2 separate regions of the Homo sapiens genome follow, and region 2 is linked to region 1. Evidence: chromatin contacts called from ENCODE Hi-C or POLR2A ChIA-PET data. All regions are on one chromosome and are shown on one strand. The core of a region is the stretch at or near the end of the contact, and the rest is flanking DNA. Distances in the headings are between cores, read along the strand shown.

Region 1 (2,869 bases), core at 182-2,681:
TTTTCAGTTTGTTTTTAACATGAGTGACTCCATTTTTATTCTGACAACTTTTTATAGTGGTATCAACATCTTTGTCAGTTATTTGAATTAGGCAATTAGTTGCATATTTTATTTTAATTTTTGTCCCAATCTTAATGAAAAATAGAAGTGCTAATATCAATCATTGAACTTTTTATATGCTTAATAATGACAAAGATGAAAACCATAAAGCTTGCCAAAAACCTGAATTCTTTTTTTTTTTTTTTTTTGAGTCTTTGAGTTGTGCTCCATCACTCAGGCTGGAGTGCAATGGTGTGCTCTCCGCTCACGGCAACCTCCGCCTCCCTGGTTCAAGCGATTCTCATGCCTCAGCCTCCTGAGTAAATTCTTTAGTCTATTTGAACTCAAGCTTTGTTTTCAATTTTAAGAACAAAATTAACAAGAACAAAACAAGATTATGATTTGAACATGAAGTAAGACTAGGACTTTGACAGTTTGTTTTGTTTTATTGATTTTAGAGACAGGGTCTTGCTCTTGTCATCTAGGCTGGAGTGCAGTGGTACAATCATAGTTCACTGTAACCTGGAACTCCTGGGCTCAAGTCATCCTCCTGCCTCAACCTCTGGAGTAGCTGGGACTACAGGAACCCACCACTATGCCTGGCTTTTGTATTTTTTTAATTTCTGAGAATTGGCATCCTTTAAGACGTATAAGTCTGCTGATTTAATATTACATTTTCAACTTTTGTGCATGTATCTGGAATACTTTATGTACAGAAATTGGAGACTGCATAGCAGAACTACTTTATGTAAACATTGAAATAATTGAAAATGTCATCTTAGTAAAGTTGAGCCCTGGTAGAGATGGAGTTGTGCCTGGCCAAGTGACTATCTGTTTGAACCTCCCATCAGGATCTGAGTTCTGTCAGTCCTACAAGGTCATAAGGCCAGGCAGGCCCAGTCACCATCCAGTATAGATGGCAGTGATACATTTGGGGCTGAGCACAAGCAGGACCAGAAGCAGCACAAGCAAGCTGTGTGAGTATAGCTCTCAGACCCCATGTCAGAGAAACATCTTAGCTGACGTCCGTGTTCATAAGGATAGTCATTACAAGTAGCCGATGGAAGAGGAAATAACCTAAACACGATTTATGGGTGAATCTGACCAATTTGTGGTACAAACCATAACTCAAGTGTGACTTTGAAAGACTATTGTGTATAGCAAATCCTCCCAGTAAGCCAGCTGCTTGTGGGTGATGCAGGATATAATTCTTTGGCTATGAACTCATAGCGACAGAAGACTTGTATCTTCTTTGCTGAGAAGTGGGTCCTCTGGTCTGTGTGGGATCCTGTGCTAGTGGATCCGACACTCTGTTAACTCCCTGGATAGTGGTGCTGGCTGAGGTCTTGCAGGCAAGAAAGGCAAATACGTATCTGGAGTATGTGTCTATTTTGGGAGAACAAATCTCTGACCCTTCCAGGATGGCAGGGGTCCAAGAAGTGAGGTTGCTGATGTCAGATGTCCAGGTTATTCTACATGGTTGGTTAGTGTCTGTTCTATGGTGGATGGTCTCTGGTGGGTGCTCTCATGTGATATATAGATCTTCATACTTTGTGCCCATGCCCATATCTATTCACATGCTTCTATCTTAGAATTTATTGCACTTAATCTTCCAATTTCCCTTTTACAGGTCTCTGACCACTTTTTTTTTTTTCTATTGGCCAAAAGAGCTAGGCCATTTGCCACTGCCTCTGAATCATATACCTTCAAACCGTGGGACAGTTCTCTTTCTACCCAAAGTGGATATAACCAGGTACCATGAGCATTTGTGTATGTTTACATTCCTATGTTGTCATTTCCCTTGAGTAAATATCTAAAAGTGGAATTTCTGGGTCAGATGGTAAGTGTATGTTTAACTCTAAGAAACTGCCAAAGTGTTTCCAGAATGGCTATAGCATTTTGCATTCTCACCAGCAAAGTATGAGAATTATATGCCAACGCTTATTTTTTTTTTAGTCTTTTTAATTTTAGTCATTTTAATTTGGATGTGTCCTAGCATCTCATTATGATTCTAATTTGCATTTCCCTGGAAACTAATGATGTTGACTAATTCATGTGCTTAATGTCCATTTATATATCTGCTTTTTGAAGTAGCTGTTCAAGTCTTTTGCCCATTAAACAATTGGATTACATTTTAAAAATTGAGTTATGAGATATTTTTATATATTTTAGATATAAGACCTTTTTCAGGTGAATGTATTGCAAATATTTTTCCCAGTCTGTGACTTGCTTTTTTATTTTTTAATAGTATCTCTCAAAGAGCAAAAGTTTTAATTTTGATGAATTTCAGTTTATCAAGTTTTTCTTTTATGATTTTTGTGTCCTAAGAAATCTCTGCTTAGCCCAAGGTTGTGAAGATTTTATGTTTTCACCTAGAAGTTTAATAATTTTAGCTTTTATGTTTTGGTCTATGATCCATTTAGAGATTTTTGTGTGGGGGTGTATTGTGTGAAGAAATACCAAGATCGATTTTTCTTTATATGGATATCCAGTTGTTCCAGCACCATTTGTTGAAAAGACTATCCTTTTCACATTGAGTTACCTTGGCACCTTTGTCAAAAATCAATTCTCTATGTATGCGTGGGTCTATTTCTGGACACACTATTCTGTTTCAGTTATTTATATGTCTCTTCTTATGCAATGATACCCAGTAGCAACATTTATACTTAACATCCCCATCTTGGTTTCTAAGTACCTTTGAGCTGAAAGAAATCATGGCTGATTCTCAGGTATGTGACATAGGAAGTACAACATGAACCTGGGATGTCTTATACCCAAAAGCAAGGAAGTAAAAAAAAGACCAATGCACATGACAGACAGATTGAAGATG
Region 2 (2,869 bases), core at 266-2,765, 44 kb after region 1:
TTCCCTCCAACTATTCAGTTTCCGTTTATGTGATATGATTTAAGGGTATCATTGAGGTTGAATGTGAGCTGTGGAATACAAGTCAGTAAGAAAATTATAGCCCAAGCCATGTGGGACATCATGACCATGTAAACCAACAAGTTAAAAATCACTGGTAGCGGGAGCTAGGGCAAGAATGAGCCAGAGGAGGGCCCTGGTGAGCCCCAAGTAAGATTACTATTCAGGATGACACAGACAGCTCATATAGAGAACGATTGCCTTGAGTGTGCACCAGGGCTCAACGGAAAACCTCAGAAAGCCACTTGAATAGAAAATCGAAGGGGTCCCAATATGTGGACAGGGGTACTTTTCATCCTGCTGAGGAATCAGCAAAAAGAGCCAGTCAATTCTTTGCTCCAATACTGATTTTTTAAAAAAAGTTTAAAAAATGGAAAAATAATAATTAGAGATATTCATGGGATACACAGTGATGTTTCAACACACAGAATGTATAGTGATCAGATCAGAATAATTACCACATCCATCATCCCAAATGTTTACCATTTATTTGTGTTGGGAACATCTAATATCCTGCTTCTAGCTATTTGAGAGTATATAATATATTAATGTTAACTACAGTCATCCTACAGTGGTATAGAACACTGGAAATTATTCCTCATCCAGCTCCAAGACTAGTTTGTGCTACAAGGGTCTGGAGATAATTTAAGAAGGGGAGTGGAGTGGGGAAGGGGAAGGGAAAAGATGCATTTATGAAATACGTCACTAATCTAAATTTGTGGAGAGAGTTCTGGGATTTTCTCATAGGACCAGAACTCAAAAGCCTCCATCTGGGTAAAATCAAGATAAAATGTTTGCTGACTCCTTATACCCTAAGGGGTGAGATGCTCTTACTAAGAGCTTCTGAAAGCTTCTTTTCAAGCAAGCCCCTGTCATAAGAAAGACAATAGGATGTTTACAGTTTTCTTTCTTTCTTTTTTTTTTTGATAAATTCTGGCTGATGGTAATTCAGAACCATGCGTAACAATGTTTAGTTTTCTATGCAGACAGTGCAATGCTTGGACATGTCATGAACTTTGCAAAGAAAAAGAATATGCCTTGTAAAAAATTTAGTACCCAAATTTTGGGACCCAGAAAATTGAAATCTGTGAAGAATGCACATCTAAATCTTTAACATAGTGCCTCGGGGTTGGGGATGGGGGGGTAGCAGGAGGGAGGGGGATGTAATTCAAATACCAGCCTGGAGGAATCATTTCCATTATGCTGTAAGAAATGTAAGAAGTTATTATAATGAGGTCAGTTCTGGTCCTTATGTTATTAGCCGACCAGTGAGGACAGAGACAAGGTAGAACAGAAATTAATTAGTATTATGGGGGCTTTATAATCCAAGGTATTCAGAAATTTAGCAAAACTAGGTCTGTGTTCTTAAAAAAAAAAAGGATTATAGAGAGACCTTATTAAAGCACAGAAGGCTCAGCTATTTAAGATGGTGACATACATAGAGGCAGGAATGTGCAGAGAGAAGCTGAAAGGCAGCCAGGCCCTGAAGGAATTTCAGTGGAATTTCTTCACCGGAGGAGTAGTTAATAAATAGAGCAGATTTCTAAGGGCAGAAACTAGAGCAGTTACTACAAATAGTTTTATTTTTCCTCCTCCTTCTTCTTCTTCTTTAAAGAAGGGAGTGATAGGAAGTTGGAGAGGAAAATGTTGAAACAAAGAAAAACAAGCTTCTTACTAGCTCTCTAGGCCATCTCCCATGCAAAAATGTCTGTTCCCAGACATTCAGAATGTTGTATCATTTAGTAATCATAAAACATACTGTAGAGTTGACCTTGGGTGTTAGTTTTAGATTAATACTAGATATCATTAGGAACTGCATGTAATATAATACTTTTCAAGAGTCTGAAATACCATTTGTTTTGTCTTGCTGCCAACATTTCTGCTATTTTCCATTGCACAGGACAGAAATGAGGGCTTGAAAATCCTTTTGTGCTCTGCAGTCGTCCCCTCCTCCTGCCTTTGATGCAGGTCTTCCTCATAGTCTGATACACAAAGCCTTTTCTGGGACAGTGTTAATATACTAGATGTTTACAGATCTGAGGTTCTGAGTTATTTCTGCTTCCCCTTGATCAGGTAGGTTGGCTAACTCATTGTGCACATGCGTTTTTATTCTTCGTACTGTAAAATGATGACATAAAGAGAATGGGTGTAAATGTGTATATCTTTCCACCAACATATCTACAGTTTTATCAATATGCAGATTTTCTCTCACCTTGCCAGTCAAAAAATATTTGACCAGTAATCAGCTTGGCAAAAACTGTTAACTTTGAAATTTGCCAGTTGATTCCTGGGGCTGGAACTATTATCTGTTGTTCCTGTTACTATTTCTCTATTTGTGTCTCTCTCTGTCACTACCCATGAAAGTAAAAAGAATATTTACCCAAAGCCTTGCGATCTCACAAAAGAAGGGTTCGGTCAGGGCAACAGCTCAGGCAGCCCCAGTGAATAGCTCAGCTGACAGGCGTGTGGCGTGACTGGACTCACTGCACAGCAGCATTTCTCAGACCATGGGCTGTGTGGTCACCTGGGGTGTTTGTAGAGATGCAGATTCCTAGGCTCCACACCAGACCTACTGAAACAGCATTCCTGGGCTTGGGGCCTGTGAGTCTGCATTTAATTATGTCGCCCACGTGACTCTGAGATACATGGGCCTAGAGGAATGGAATGTGTACTTTGAAGGGGAAGACATGATGGGGGCTAAGAAGGCAACTGTAATGGATATTTGCTTTCATTTCAGCCCAAACCTCACAGGGAAGAGCAATAGCACAGGTTACAGTGTGCCCCAAGCAGCAGCCATTTGGAGGTGCCAGGC

What was found. Hi-C counts contacts between places; a loop is a spot of excess contacts on that map. ChIA-PET counts read pairs that join two places held with the same protein, here RNA polymerase II (POLR2A). Pooled maps may share reads with other maps.
Region 2: a loop to region 1 is called in a map of astrocyte of the cerebellum, with 5 times the contacts of the local background. The contact joins two enhancer-like sites. A Hi-C loop is called at or near these places in 2 of 168 maps with a recorded cell type or tissue (astrocyte of the cerebellum and transverse colon) and 2 of 50 pooled maps. POLR2A ChIA-PET finds 5 or more read pairs at or near these places in 3 of 52 experiments (MCF 10A, OCI-LY7 and activated T-cell).

The regions. Positions count from the first base shown.
Region 1 is chr2:160,537,345-160,540,213 of GRCh38, forward strand. No RefSeq gene overlaps it. Among named protein-coding and RNA genes, the nearest start is that of RBMS1, 45 kb to the left of the region's middle. Within about 2 kb of position 1,432, at least 3 of the 41 ENCODE cell types and tissues checked have a DNase peak (open chromatin) inside an H3K27ac peak, as active enhancers do.
Region 2 is chr2:160,581,461-160,584,329 of GRCh38, forward strand. The region is part of intron 2 of LOC105373718 (a long non-coding RNA gene); the gene reads right to left. Among named protein-coding and RNA genes, the nearest start is that of RBMS1, 89 kb to the left of the region's middle. Within about 2 kb of position 1,516, at least 6 of the 41 ENCODE cell types and tissues checked have a DNase peak (open chromatin) inside an H3K27ac peak, as active enhancers do.